Linked DNA regions of Mus musculus: region 1 is linked to region 2. Evidence: chromatin loops called from intact Hi-C (ENCODE). Cell type or tissue: gastrocnemius. All regions are shown on one strand.

Region 1 (8,000 bases), 93 kb after region 2:
GTTCAAGGGAAAAGCCTCGTCAACGAGGTTAGGGAGGGCAGTGGGTGTGCCGTCCTCTCCCAGAACATTTTTTCTCGCCTCCATCAGGATTCTTTCTCTTTCTTCTGTGGTAAAAAGAACCTGCAAAAGCTGCTGACAATCATCCCAAGTGGGTTGATGGGAGAACATAAGTGACTCAAGGAGCCCAGTAAGTCCAGAGGGGTTCTCTGAGAAGGGAGGGTGGTTAGTTTTCCAATTATATAAATCAGAAGAGGAAAAAGGCCAGTACTGTAAAGGAATGAGATCATTAGGTCCTGGTGCTGGCCCTCCTACATGTGCTCTGAGTGGCAAGGCAACTGTTGAGTCTGGCCCCCCTTCCTCCCCGGGGCTTCGGCCTCGGCGACTCCGAGTCCCCCCCGCCGGTCCCTGAGCCCCTCTCGCTATTGGTCCCTGTGGTGGGGCAGCTGCAGGTGGCTGTTGGGGCAAGGGGTAAGGGGGAGGTTGGGAGTCCATCCAGAGGAGGTCGTCAATCTCTGGATAGATCTTGGGGGGTGCTGATGGGCCGGACTTTCCGGCTGCATCAGACTGGGCAACCGCTACCGTCAGCTTCGAAGAGTTTGGGGTCCAAGGCTTGGCCCATGGAGGTGGGAATTGGATGAGATTCTGCCAGGTCACAATGTAGGGGATCTGATCAGGGTGACCCCCTTCCTCCTGAAAAACAATTCGCCTGACGGCGGCGATTAGTGACAAGTCAAAAGTACCCTCAGGTGGCCAGCCCACTCCAAACGTTGGCCACTCGGAGGCGCAAAAGGTCTGCCACGGACCCTTTCTGACCTCCACCGACTGGTTGTGGGCTCTGACCCGCACCTCCTTCCAATGCTCCAGAGTCAGAGAAAGGGGAGTGGACACAGATTGTCCCATTTCTAGAAAAACAGTAGACACAACAAGAGCGGACACGAGACTAAGACAAAAAAGAAACCAGAAACGGCGGCGACTCTGCGTCGACCACAAGCAACTCAAAGAATCAGATGGCCTTTCTAAGGCCGGTCGATTGAGACCCTCTGCACGAGGTGGGACTCGAACCCACGATCCCATGACCAAACGTGAGGTGGGACTCGAACCCACGGTCTCGCAACAAGGCGCGAGGTGGGACTCAAACCCACGATCTCGCAACAAAACGCGAGGTGGGACTCGAACCCACGATCTCGCAACTGGGCACGAGGTGGGATTCAAACCCACGATCTCGCAACCCCAAATGGTCTCTTGGCCTCCAAAGGGGTCCACCAGGCGTCCCTGGTCCTCCCCTGTTCCTCCTGGGACGTCTCCCAGGGTGAACGGACGGTGGACACCTGGACACGTCTATCCTTATCCACCCCGCGTTCCCTCTCGGAGCGCGGTCTCACTGAGCGTCCGCAAAACCGAAACTGCGATCGCACCAAACTTAGAAACAGAACACAGACATCAGACCAAAACAGAACAAAGAATCTTACCTCTAAGTGGGTCTAGGACCTCTGGGTGGTCGCGCTGATTCCCGGCCAATGCACCAAAATGAAAGACCTCCGAAGGGAGACCCTCACTCAAGTACTCAAGCCCCGGGACAGCCGCGGACCCAAGAAGACACTGAGACCATACTCAAAATGTAGAAGGCAAGATTTAATAGAACAACAGCAAGAAAGCACATGGAACATAGACCAGAGCTCTGGGGTCGAAACTCATGCACCTAGTGGTGTAGAGGAGAATCGACGACCAGCCAAATTTTTCACAGGCTTATATAGTAAAACTCAAGGGGGGGAGAGCTGGGCAGGGAAAGTACAAGTTTACATCACTAGGGGGTTCTGCCAAGGGACAAGGGGTTCTGCCAAGGGAATCTACGTAACTAAGGGGTCATGTCCTATCATTTGGCAATGTACCCGGTTCATTTTGAGGTTGTTCCAGGAGGCCCTTATCTCAAAAATGTTCTTGGAACAGTTTTTAGTTGGGAGGGTTCGAACTCTAGGGTGAGGAGTTCAGGAATGCATTCTGGGGTGAAGAGTTCAGGAGTGTTCCGGGAACAATCTCTAGATGGGAGGGGTCGGGCTCTGGGGTGAAGAAGAGTTCAGTAAAAATTTTTATTCTTCAATTCCACTAGATGTGGATTCCTGCATATGGGCTTTGATTTGTTCTTACCTTTTAGCTATCTTCAATGCATTGCTTTTATTTTTTATTCTTTGCTTGTATATAAAGGAGTAGAATTGTCAGGGCATGCCATAACTATATTTAACTTTTTAAAGCACCATGCTTATTTAAAATTATTGCATCTTTTGAATTGATCCCTAGTTTGAATCCAAACAGAGGAAGATATTTATTTGGGTATAGGTACTTTCTTTGTTCTTTTCTCATGGGGTCCCACCTAATGCTAGGTAGAACACACAGTAATATGTGTGGACCAGTTCAAGGTAGCTTGCAAGGTAGTTGAGGCACTTGCCAATCCTGAAGATTCTGGAACATTCTTCATTGAGGCTGAGAGCGTCTTTCTTCCTTCCTTCCTCTCTCTCTTTCTCTCTTTCTCTCTTCCTCTCTCTTCCTTCCTTCCTTTCTCTCTCTTTCTCTCTTTAATTTAATTTAATTTTTTACTTATTCACTTTACATCCTGCTCGCTGCCCCCCTCCCGGTCACCCCCTCCCACAATCCTTCTCCCACCCTCACCCCCTCCCTTCTCCTCTGAGCAGGAGAGCATATTTCACCAAACAACTGGAGGCCTCCCATGCCCATCCTTCCTTCCCCCTTCCTTTCCTCCTTCACTTCTTTTGCTGGGGATTAAACCCAGCTGTCAGATACTGGACAAGCACTCCACTGTGGGACACAAGTGCTACTAAAGGTGTACCCAAGCAACAATATTTAAGTTAACTGAGCAGATTTGGGTCAATACAGGAGACTTACAGGTAACCATTCCAGAGAGGCTCAGGGAAGATGGTCAGATGCCATGTGGGCTCTAGGCTAGAGGAAAGGTACAGATTTCATTTTCCCCCTTCCCAGGTCCAAAGGTGCTGTGATTGGTATAAATGACCTCCTCTGCCCTCTAAGACTCTTCTGTAGAAGACTTAGTCCCCAGATAATGACAGTCTTGAGAGGTGAGTGGGCAGGAGGCTCTGATGTAATCGAAGGATTACTCCATTAATGAGTTCCTAGTAGAATGAACCTGTCAAAGGGACCAGGTCACCGTGAGTGTCTCCCTGGCTCAGTTTTGCTAGTGTCTGCACCCTTGCTGCCAGGAGGTGAGCAGCTTGCTTGCCATGCCTTTGTGCCTCAGCAAGGCTCCAAAACAAGACTTGGACAACCATGGCTGAAACTGAAGTAGTTTGGAGAGATTGAATTACTTACCCTGAACCAACAGAAACCTGTGTCATTATCTATTCAGGTTAAAATGATCTTATAATTGTTAAAAGAAATGTATTTATTTACTTGGTTTTATTTTAAGACAGGGCCTGTAGCCATAGAAAAGGTTTTGGTTGTTGTTGGTTTTGTTTTGTTTTGCTTTGCTTTGCTTTGCTTTGACTGTGTTTGGGACTTCTTCCTACCATGCTTATATCATGAAGGCAATATATGAAGAGCCAAGAGCCTTCTTCAGTGAAGGCTGAGATGGTTTAAAGAACAACAGTACAAGTGTGTGTGACCCAGGCTTACTTTTACTTATGTCTGTCTGTCCTGGTTCTCCTTAAGTCTTAGAAACCCAACCCAAATTTAACCAGCTTTTATAGAATTCCTTGAAAGTTCCCAGGCACTGTGGCCTGAATATTTATGCCTTGCCCCCCCTTTTTAGATTTATTTATTATTATACATAAGTATACTGTAGCTGTCTTCAGACGCACTAGAAGAGGGCATAGCGTCAGATCTCATTAAAGGGTGGTTATGACCCATCCTGTGGTTTCTGGGATTTGAACTCAGGACCTTTGGAAGAGCAGTCAGTGTTCTTGCCCACTGAGCCATCTCTCCAGCCCTGCCTTGCCCTTTTAATATGTTGAAATCTTAATCCTAACACCCAGGACATGGTATTAAGAACACCATTTAGGGCTGGAGAGATGACTCAGCATTTAAGAGCATTGTTTCCAGCAACCACAAGGTAGCTTACAACCATCTGTAATGGGATCAGATGCCCTCTTCTGGTGTCTGAAGAAAGCAACATATTTAAAATAAATAAATCTTAAACATCAACAACAAAAACACCATTTAGTCAGTTCCTTTCTGTTACAACAGAATACCTGAGACTGGGTAACTTATAAAGAATAGTGCTTTACTTTGTTTGGTCCTTGGTTCAGTAGGTAGCTGCATGGTGAGGGCCACATGTTGCTTTAACTCATGGTAAGAAGACCAAAGAATAGCCAACCTCTCAGAAGTTAAACGAGCACTTGCTGTTGTGAAGAACAGGAATTCAGTTCCAAGCACCCATGTCAGACTGCTCACAACCACACATAATTCAAGTTCTAGGGGATCTGGCGCCCCCTTCTGGCCTCTCTGGGAATATACATATGGATACAGGCAAACATAGACACGCACACAAAAAAATTAAAATAAATAAGAATAGCCACTCAGCAGCTCTGAAAAATAGCATAAATGATCAGTGCTTATGTGTGTGGTTTAAAGTGACTTGTGTCTAGCTTTTTGTTGTGGTCAGCATTCCTGGTAACCCTTCTAGAGTTACCTTCTCCCTTAATCTGGGTCTTAGGAAGTGTTCATTAAGGGAGAATTTGTGTCTTCTTACTTAGCTAATTTTCGTGTGCAGTTAACCTACAAAAGAGCCTTCAGTGGGCAACTTTTGGAAGGAATAATTTGCATGAAAACCAGGACTCTCAGAAGTAGCAAGCAAATCTCCAACAAACACATTCTCCAGTAACTAATGTTTACAGCCGCCTTGCCTCCAGGCTAGCAGGCCAAAGTGGCATGAAGTTGACAAATTTAATAACACAAGAGCCAGAAGGGACCCTGGCTGGCTGGCTACCAATCAGTGACTAAATAGGAGAGTGGAACTGCCAAATCCTCTTCCTGCTAGCCCCTGCCCTGTCCTCCTTGCTTCCTGGTCGCCCCCCACCCCACCCCTCTTCTGCTTGGTTGCTTCTCTGCAGTTAACATTTGTTTTTAAAACGAACAACAACAAAAAATCCTCTTTCAGCCTCTAGTACATTTCCCGGATCCTTTTTCTAGTATTTTCCACCAGGATAAAAATCTGACTAAATCGAGGCCTGGATCCTTCTCTCCCAGGCCAGTTTTATACCTCCAGCTATAGATTGTCAGTCTAGTCTGGGTAGTGTTGGGGTACTGTTGCTGCGCGCCAAATTGGGCAGGTCCGGGCAACTCGGGGCTGTGCTGGTCTCCTAGCAACTTGGGAAGCCGTGGGAGAAACTTGCCACACAAGACTGGGCAGTGCCATGGCGGAGTGTGGGCAGCGGCTCCAGCCCACGACCCTGGCTCCTAGACTGCTGAGGGAGCGCCAGAACTGCGGGTGGTAAGCACTGTGCTCTTGCAGCTACTAGCAGGGAACCTGGGTCCCCTGGGCTGGGGCGGAGGTAGACCTCGCTGCTAGGAGTTGTCTTTCTCCGTGTCCCCTGTCCCCTCACTATTGTAATAGAGTAAAAGGACCAATCTGGAGCAACACAGCCTTTCCAGTTTGTTGGGGTTTTGCCACGAACCGCCCAGGGGGAGAGGCTGTCCTAGCCTACCACTCTGAGTGCCTGACTTCAACACAGACACAACCTTCCTGGGGTAGCCAACTCTTCCATCAGAAACTCTGGGACCCCTAGTTCCCTGTGTTCAGCTTACGGCATCTATGACACCTGGAGTCTTTAGCCCTCCAGTTGGAAGCTCTAATCAAGCATAACCCTTAGCAGGAGCTAGCCTCCTGGGAAGGCAGGCTGCTACTTTGAAGGGTTAGTGAGGCAGGAAAGAAAAAGGCTTCTATTTTCCCTTTGCTGAATCCTTGAGAGTGCGTTTTTAGTTGGTGAAGAGGTATTTCTCTTCAGGGTGGTGATAAGCAAGGCAGCAAGCCTAGAATCAGAAAGACTCAGTATGTAAGCTGGTGGTCCTCCTCCATCAGCCTCCAGAACCCAAGGATTAGAGGTCTACCAGTACACCCAGCTCCCTGTGGTCTTGTTTTCATACTGTGGAGTGGGATCTAGTCAATGAGTCAGCTTTGTAGGTTCGCGAGGACCCCTGGGGCTAGCAATACACAGAACTCAGAGTGCTCTTTATATGAGTGAGCAATTATGAACACTTTGGAAATCTTTGCAAATGCCTCCCCATTTGAAATAATTTGCTTTGAAAGAATTGTAGACTCAGGAGAGAGCGCAAATGTCCAAGATCCCATATAGCCTTCTGGAGCTGTTTCCAATGGCAAACACATCTTACACATCTATACCCCACCACCAAACCAGGACTGCAGCTTTGTGGCAATATAGTGGTTAAATAAAACCTCTGTGTTTCATTAGCTCTCACTTCTGTAAATTTTTTTGTAAGATACCAACTGCTTTATGACCACAGTATCAGTTACCTTTCTCATTGCTATGGAAGAATACTGTCAAGAAACAAGTACTGGTTCTGGCTCAAAATTTAGGGAGGTATTGGTCCATGCTGGTGGGAAAGGTAGGCCTCCCAGGCAGCTCCATCCACAGAGATGAGCACTTTTGGCATGGCTTGCTCATATCTTAGGAGATCAGCAGCACAAATGAATGGGAACCAGGGCCAGACCGTTATTATCCCACAGGCTAGCAAGGCCTCACATTCTAAACGTTTTATAACTTCAAAAGGACCAGTGTTTAAACACAAGAACCTTTGGGGGCATTTTACGCTCCACAACCACAGAGGAACTGCTTTGTGGGGCCTTCATTGTAAGTCTTTCTTCCCCCAACAACCACACATCTGTTCTCTAGTTCTGTAATTTTAAGCATTTTAAGTCTATTCTCTAGGGCTAGAGAGATGGCTCAGCAATTAAGAGGGCTCAATGCAGGCTGTAGAGATGGCTCAGTGGTTAAGAGCACTGACTGCTCCTCCAGAGATCCTGAGTTCAACTCCAAGCAACCACATGGTGGCTCACAACCATCTGTAATGGGATCTGATGCCCTCTTCTGTTGTGTCTGAAGACAGTGACAGTGTGCTGATACACATCAAATAAATAAATTAAAAAAAAAAAAAGAGAGAGAGAGCTCAATGCTTTTCTGAGGACTGGAGTTGGATTCCCAGAACCTGTGATAGGCAGCCCACAAGTGCCTGTAACTCCAGGTCCAGGGAATGTGATAAATACATAAGTAAGAATAGAAATAAATAATCCAAGCAAACTGGAACAGCACAGGTCCACGTGAGCCTGTGAGGTCCATGCAGGATGTATGGGTCGTCATTGGTTCATTTTGTTGCTAAGGAGTGTTCCTGTGGTGTGTGTATACATTATAGTTTCTTTCTTTATTTGCTTGAAGGTATCCTGGGTATTTTCATTATTTAACTATAACATACAAAGTTGCCATGAACCTTTATGTACATTTTTTTTTTGCAAGAACATATATTTCCATTTCTCTAGGGTAAATGTCAATATATTATATACTGTTGTCTGTGAGAAACAATAGATGTTTTGGGGAAAATCTTTTAGTTTTATGTTATTAGGCAAGATTTTTTATGAGCTTACAAAAATGTGAAGGGTTGAGGATGGGGTGTGTAGATCAGTTTGCAAAGCGCTTACCTTGTATGCAGCTTTGGGCCCAATTGCCAGCACCCTATAAGCTAGACATTCTGGGTCATGTTTATAGGTGCAGTGCTCAGGAGATGGAGGTGAGAGGCCTAGAAGTCAGAGGTAGTTTAAGCGTCTCCTCTACAAGGTTGGTTTGACACTAACTTAGGTTATATGAGGCTGAATCTATCTATAAACAAACAACAAGTAAATAAATAAGAAAATACAGAGTTAAACATTTTAACAATGAGAAGCAGAGTAGGATAAAGGAAAGCCCTCCCCCTACATACCTGACCCCTCAGAACTGAGAGTGAGCTAGGCAGACTGAATCATT
Region 2 (8,000 bases):
CTGCTCATCCAAAGAGGCCAAAGAAAGCAGCTTCTACCCGTGGTGTGTATTTTAGTGTTGTCCAAAGCTGGCGACTCAGAAATAGCCTCACAGTGGAGCTTGAGCCATACTGTGTGTGGATGCCCCCTGATGGCATGGTGGGAGGCCCACTCTGGGCTCAGGTTTTGAACTAGGTGGAGGCTGGCTGGGACATTGAGAGGGATGGGGAGAGAGACAGACAGGCAAGCAGACAGACCACATACACTCTCTCTCACACACACACACACACACACACCCCTAGCTTGTGAAAATCATTTTTTAATTGAAGCCTATAGTACAATACAGAAAATAAAGTCATCAAGGAAGTTAATTCACTTTAGAAGAAACTAGAAGAACAGAACAGGCTAATGCCATAAATGTGTGTGTTTAGTATTGCAAAGTAAAACAGTAACATTCTTAAAAATAATGGAGGCCAGGCCAAGAGTGACAGAGACCAAGCCAGGGAGACGGACGGCAGGTCAGGGAGACGGAGGCCAGGCCAGAGGTGGAGACCAGGCCAAAGAGAGATGGAAGCCAGTCTAGAGAGGTGGCTCAGAGGTTAGGAACACTTGATGCTCTTGCACAGAGTCTGGGTTAGGGTCCCAGCATCCACATGTTGGCTCACAACCCTCTGTACCTCCAATTCCAGAGAATCTAATTCCTTCTGTTCTCATGGGCCATCAGAACCACGTGTAGTACACAGGCACACATGCAAAGATAAGATAGTCAAAATAAAACAAATAAGCCCTTTTTTTACATAGTAATGGAGCCTGATAAGGAAGCTTAGTGTATACCCTTGGTTGGCATGCATGAGGTTGAGTTTTATCTCCCATACCATTTTACAAAACCAAAAACAAAACTGAAGGTACGTGGTATGGTATTAAAAGAAAGAAAAAGATGAAAATTAAGACAATTAGAAAAACAGAAAACTTGGATGTAAAAAAATGTTTTTTGGGGAAAAATTAACAGGAATAAAACTGCAGACATCATAGCTGAAGAGAAAACTCATGAATTAGAAGATAGTTGTATGGAATTTACATAAATACAAGATCAAAAAATGAAAAATTAATTAAGACACAGACTAGACGAAGAGGCTCCAATAAATGTTTAGAGGAACTCGGGGGCTAGGAGGCAGGGAGATGAGACTGAGGCAGGCAAGCTTGTGCACGTGCTTAGCAAACTGGACTTGGCGTGACCACACCCAACTCTTCTCCATTCAATGCACCAGGCCACCTGTGTGCAACCTAGGACCTCTCCCTTGCATCAGGCTGCACTATCTTATACCTAAGAGTTGGCCTTGCACATCATTACAATCATATTCATTCTGGATGGGACATGAGAGAAGAAACGCCATTTATCAATCTGTCAATCAAGATAAAAACAAAAACAAAAACAAGAACAAGGGGCCTGGAGAGATGGCTCAGTGGTTAAGAGCACTGGCTGCTCTTCCAGAGGTCCTAAGTTCAAATCCCAGGAACCACATGGTGGCTCACAACCATCTGAAATGGGATCTGATGGCCTCTTCTGGTGTGACTGAAGACATGACAGTGTACTCACATACTTAAATTAAATAAAATATTAAAAAAAAAGATAAAAACAAACAAACCACATACACTATGACCCTTAGCAATCATACGTCTCCCTTGAACATTAAAAGAGAAAGTCCCAGACAATAATCGGAGCTTTTGAGGGCCCCATGCATATGGCCTGCTGGGTCTCGAGAACACCATTTTCACTCTGCTGATCCGCACTGCCATTACACTTTGAAGAGTCTCCATGCTATCGTGCAAATCTCCAGGTGCTTATTTCAGTGCTTTGAATAAGATACCAAGAACCTGGAATCACTTGGCCTAAACCCCAACCACCTGTAGCCAGACTCAGGTAAATGCCAGTAAAGTGAATAGATAGTTGCTGACAGTTTTCCCAGATCTCAGACTGGAAGCCTTAGGTTAGAAGTGCACCCCAGGGCCAAACAGAATTGTGATGTGAATCCAAATCTGGACGCAGCAGATCAAAGGAAGGCAAAGGCTAAAGGGCAAAGGACGGCCACTGTGCTGGCTCAAAGCTGCAATTCCAGCGTCTGTGGGGCCAGGCAGAGAGAGCCAGAGCTCCTGGCCAGACTGGGATCCAAAGCGAGAGCTTGACTCAACCCAAAACAAACCAAAGGGGCTGTGGATATGCCTCAGAGGTTGAGGCGTTAGCACACACAAGGACTGAGTTTAAAGACCAGAGCTACCAAAGGAAGGAAAGAAAGAAAGAAAGAAAGAAAGAAAGAAAGAGAGAGAGAGAGAGAGAGAGAGAGAGAGGGAGGGAGGGAGGGAAGAAAAAAGAGAAGAGAAGAGAAGAGAAGAGAAGAGAAGAGAAGAGAGGAGGGGAGGGGAGGGGAGGGGAGGGATACATAGTGAGACATTGTCTCAAAAGTAAATCAAGGTGCAAGGATGTGAGTATGAAGAAACAGGTAAAATTACTGAAGGAAAAATGAAAAGCATGTACAATAAAAACCTAAGCCTAGAAAAGCATCTAAAAATAAGTTCAAACATGTTAAATAATATATCACACATTTACCCATAATTCACTATGAATATAAAAGACTAAGCCATCTTATTATTATTAAAAGGCTAGAAGTGTTTTGTGTATAAGACAAAAATTAGGTGATAAAAGTCTTCAATTTGAAATATTATAATACTGAACGCAAATGAATTTCATCTTTATAAAGAATAACATGAACAAGCCACACCCATGAAGTGAAAAGCCAGGTGGGCCCTCTCTCCCTCCCTCCAATCAAATACTGGTTTGACAGTGTTTGAACTTCGGCTGCTGCACATCATTCGACCAAGGAAAACCAGCGAGGCTACTCCGTGGCTCTAATTCACTCGTGGCCATGGTAGGCATACAAATCTTTACTACTTATTCTCAAAGGTTTTTTACCCTCACTTTAATTGGTAAAGTAATAATTTTAAGAATACTGACTTTTTTATTCAAAAGACAAATGTCAACTTATTTTCCATTGCTGGAATCAAATCTAGAGCTGTCTGTATGGTAGGCAGGCGCTCTGCCAGTAAGCAACAGCCCCAGTATCAAATTAGGAAGAAAAAAAAAAGGCTTATTTTGTTTAACTATAAACTTGAAAACCCTTACACCAGGAACCCTTACTGGACTTACGTTTTTCCATTCCACTCCACGATTTTTGAAAAGTTAAGGTAATTGTCCTCTCCAGTCAGAAACACGTACTCCCCGTCATTCGTTCCATTTCTCTGGAAAGAAGTGAGCATCGCGATTCAAAAAAAAATGATCAAATAGAAGCATTAAAATACCCAAATGTGTCTGACATGCTGTGATACTTTAACCTTCGAGAGCCGAGCCCCATGAGCCAGGACATTCTAGGGACTGTGCACTCAGGATGCTCTTCCAGAATCAAACGACGTTGGCGAGAGACTCAACTTTCAGGACCCATTCTCTCACAGAAGTAATATTTGAAACTTGTTTATAATTGTGTCTGGACAACCACTAAGTTTTGTAAACCCTTAAGGCTTGCCCTCTCCCAGAGAGGAAGTGAACTGCTATAATGTCATACCCTGAGAGCGAGACCTTGGTCAGGTATAGGCAGGATGTGAGCATACTGCCTCACCCCACCTCAGCGCTCCACTCCCGAGGTTAGTTTTATCTGTCACCCACTATTCAATTTACGACAGTTTCATTCCCTCCCCCTCCAAAGCCACGGTCTTATTTTTCTACAGGCTTTGTAAAAATATTTAGAACTCCAGGCAATTTTGGTCTTCGCCTGGAAGAGAGGCAGACTTAAGATGCATTCTGGCTTGTGTGCCCTCTTCTTCCCCGCTGTGTGCTGGAGACATGTTCTAGGAAGGAAACTTACCTCATAGAACAGGCCGAAATTCGGGGAGACGTCAGGTTTGAAAATATGGACGAGGGACAAGATCTCATCTTTGTAGCCCCAGAGCAGTTCGTGCACGGTGTGAATCACAAACAACTTCTGCTGATAGGCTTTCAGCATGGCTTCGATAAGCTCCCTGAGCAGGGTCAGCTGGGCCAGATCCACGACAGTCTGCAGAGCAGAGGCAGGTTAACCAGTGTCCCTAAGAACACCCATTGGCTCTCTTTCTGTCCCTTAACAGAAGGGCCAGAAACTGAGATGTAAATGTTTGAGACTAAACAGAAAATCCAACCAGTGACCTTCCTGTCTTTATATGGAGTAAGAGTTCAGCTACTGCACTTTCTCCTATTACTCTGTGTGTGTGTGTGTGTGTGTGTGTGTGTGTGTGTCTGTCTGTCTGTCTGTCTGTCTGTCTGCTTAGACTTTGTGGTCTTGCACATAATAGACAAATACTCTACTACTGATCTCTATCCTAAGCTCCAGGCCCCTTTTTGTAAATTTTGAGACAGGGCCTCACTAAGTTGCCCAGGCTAACCTTGAACTCACTCTGGAGCCCAATCTGGGCTTTTTGATCTTCCCGTTTTTGCCATAGAAAGTAGCTGGTATCACAGGCCTGAACCACCAGGGCAGGCTCGTATTACATCTTATTGTAGATGTGGATTTAACCTTCCCTTTAGGAGGCTCTGAATGATGCCAGCGTCGCAGAGATCTTACAGACACACAGGGACCTTTGGCCACAAGGTGGCTCCATTGCCCCTGGAGCAAAGTGGCGGCTGGACCTTTAGCAGCAAGGCAAGGCAAAGTTCAGATTCAGATGTGAACTCTTTAAGGTCCTGGGTCCTCCATCAGTGTTAAGCAGCTGTCACTTTAGAGTGGAAGCCTCAGAGGAGGTTTATGTAGATGATAAAGTTCCCTGGAGGGCACACACACAAATCAAAGTCTCTGTGCATATCTATATTTTGTGTTTGTTTTCTGATGGTGCTAGGATTAAATTTCAGAGACTCATTCTAAGCAAGATGAATTCCCTCCCTCCCCATAATATCTATATTTTATTATAAAATAGCTCTTAAATTATTTAGCTCTTACTTTACTATCATAAAATAATAGCTATTAAGTGTATCAGGCTTGCTGTTTCCTTCCACAAACCCTTGATAATGACACGTACCAACAGAGGAATATTTATTGTTCTAATCAAGTCAACGTTAGGATCTCCAACAGATTGGTTTCGTTCAAAAACATATGCCTTATTGGTGACAGCAGATATAGTTGTTCCATTTTCTCCAAACTGAATATTTGCCTTGTTCCGGAGCTCCCTAAACAAACAAACAAACAAACAAACAAAATTATTTGAAAATAGATAAGAGTTTAACAAACAAAGTCATTCCCTCCACTCAGTACTTGTTACATTTTTTCAATATAACATTTCTAATAAAGTACTTATTTACATAGGCTGCTGATGCTAAGCCACAAAAAAACTACAACTTAGAGCCAAGATGATGAAAGGGGACGAGACCCAGGAAAACATCAAAATCTATAGTTTCCACTTTTTTTTCCTTCCAGAATCAGGAGGACATAATAGTCAAACAGGCAAATAGACAAATGAGCTGTTTCCTCAATTATAGCTTGATCCTGAAATGTTTTCAATTCAGCTCCCAGGTTTGATTTGGTTTCAATTTGTATACTGGTGCCTCTGATTCCAACTGTAATTCAGTTGTAAATTTATCTTAAAATTTGAGGCCACAGCTAGGTATAATGGCACATGTTTGTAACCCTAGCACTCCAGTGGCTGAGGCAGGAGGATCACTGACAAGTCTGAGGGCGGGCTGGTCTACATAGTAGCAAGACTGACTCTAAAAGTTTCTTTTAAAAATTTGAGCCTCAATTGGGGGGTTGGGGTGGGAGAGGGATAGAGGGAGGGGGAGGGGGAGTAGAGGGGGAGAGGGGGAGAGGGAGAGGGGTGCAGAGATGAGGAAATGAATTGGGGCCAACACAGTAAGTTTGGAGTTCACTCCTGTTTCTATACATATTTCAGCTTAGTTCAAATAAGTTCCCTAAAATGAGAAACCTCTTAGAAAGAGCTGGATGGAGAGTATAATAGGTAACAGTTGTTGACACTAACAATTCTTTCTAAGTAGCTAGTTGAAAAGGTGCTTTCATTGCTCCTGACACAAAGAAATGATAAGCATCTGGGGTGATAGATAGGAACAAATCATTAAACATCTGCAACCTATAAATTACTGTGTCAATTTAGAGACACAGTGATTTGTAATCTCTCAGAGTGCTTGGGCTGGGTGGGTTTGACGGCTCAGGCCTATGATCCTGGCGCTTGGGAGGCTGAGGGAAGTAGGAGACTGAGTTGATGCTGAGTTTCAGGCTGCAGTGTGAGACTGGGTCTAAAGAAGGGGGTGGGTGTGGCTTAGTAGACAGGCCTACAAAGACTCAATGAAGGTGTGAAATGCAAGATGTATCAAAACACTCAGTCATCGAGATAAAATAATACTCTAATTTGATGGAGCTTTTTATTTTGTTTGAGATAGGATTTGACTCTGTAGCCCACTCTGGCCCCCAACTGGGGACAATGCTCCTGCCTTCGCCTCCCAAGTGCTAAGATATCAGGCATGGACCGTTACAGCTATCTAGAAAATCTTTCATTAGATATGTAGTTAACAAAATGTTGTCTAAGAGTCTGTTGACGCAAACAGGTTAGAAGGCCCCAGGCAGCTGGGCCACGACCACTCCCCCCATAGGCCCTTTGATCTGGGGATTCTGGGGTTTTATTGTTTTTGTTTTGTTTTATTTTGTTTTGTCCAGCCGCCCATCTGTGAAGTTTGCTAACTGTACTTGCTTTAGGCACTCAGTTATAAACTTCTGAGTGACATCCTTTAGACTGTGAAGGAATTGCCATGCAGCCTCCGGTAAGATGACAAACAAGCCAGGGGCAGAAGCCTGAATACCTTGTCTTAACTCCTCTTAAATTCTCTCTAGTTTGGGATTGGTTTTGTCTTTGTTTTTATTTCTTTTTTTTTTTTTAATTTTTGTTTTGTTTTGTTTTTTTCTTTCTTGTCTTTGTTTTTAAACAGGGTCCTCCTAGGTGGTTCTGGCTGGCCTAGAACTCACTATATAGACCAGACTGTCCTCAAACTTTCAGTGACTCTCCTGCCTCTGCCTTCTGAGAACTCGGATTACAGGGATTACAGCTGTGAGCCCCCTGTGTCTCATACTTTGTAGATTTACAATAAGAATAGAAAATAAAGCCAGGCAGTGGTGGCGAACGCCTTTAATCCCAGCACTTGGGAGGCAGAGGCAGGTGGATTTCTGAGTTTGAGGCCAGCCTGGTCTACAGAGTGAGTTCCAGAACTGCCAGGGCTACACAGAGAAACCCTGTCTCAAAAAAACAAAATTATATAAATAAATAAATAAATAAATAAATAATAATCAACAAAGGCACATGTGATAAACAGGCACATGAGAGAACAGAGAAGTCTTTGAATGTTCTATAGGTCTAGGCACCGAGCTGTTATACTGTGTATAACAGTACCCATGAATATCTGACCTGTGCACAGCTTCCTGTAGGTCAGACTTCCTAAAAGGTGACTAACAACGTCAGTGGGGTATAACCAATGAATGCCTGTAATACAGGCCAGATTTAAATAATTATGAGAAAAAAACCTGCAGGTCTTCTAGGAATATACAATGTATCAGGTACAGGTGGCTGTGTTCAAACAGTTTGACCCTCAGAGGTTTTCAGTGACTTGTGTTGTCACTTGATTTCGGGCCCCTTTCTTCTGGTGGCAGCCCGATTTCCTTTCCTCTCTGTCCTGGGCCACTACCTGGGGTTCTGGGGGCCTGAGTGTAGCAGTTCCTATGACTTCTTAATCTGGACCCCCTTGAGGTCCAGCATCCTCCTGGTGCAGCTCATGGGATCTGATGAAGTACACACTCCTTTGACTTAGATCTTTAGCTTATTTTTTAGGTTTGGTTTTTCTGCTTTGAGGCAGGGGCTCACTACCTAAGCCAGGCTGTCCTTGAACCAGCAATCTTGCCTCAGCCTTCTAAGTACTGGGATTCCAGATTTGTCCCACTGCCTGGC

Evidence for each region. A loop is a pair of places that touch in the nucleus more often than their neighbours do. Peaks named below come from ENCODE experiments on the same cell type or tissue, not always from the same donor. Only the 100,000 strongest peaks of a DNase experiment are listed, where the experiment ranks them.
Region 1: it touches region 2 in a loop (6-fold over the local background); 11 of 42 quality-filtered maps call a loop at or near these places.

The regions. Positions count from the first base shown.
Region 1 is chr5:92,549,690-92,557,689 of GRCm38, forward strand. It overlaps a transcript of Fam47e not described here. Among named protein-coding and RNA genes, the nearest start is that of Fam47e, 18 kb to the right of the region's middle. In gastrocnemius, a CTCF peak has its summit at 4,472 (motif pointing left); DNase peaks (open chromatin) are centred at 4,940, 5,404 and 5,597; H3K27ac peaks cover 1,134 bases.
Region 2 is chr5:92,456,862-92,464,861 of GRCm38, forward strand. Scarb2 (scavenger receptor class B, member 2) reads right to left here. Exons shown (of 12, transcript NM_007644.4): 3 at 5,076-5,223; 4 at 3,893-4,081; 5 at 3,181-3,272. It overlaps Mir6415 (microRNA 6415), which reads left to right and starts at 1,696; the gene lies at 1,696-1,795. In gastrocnemius, a CTCF peak has its summit at 4,637 (motif pointing right); a DNase peak (open chromatin) is centred at 4,651; H3K27ac peaks cover 492 bases.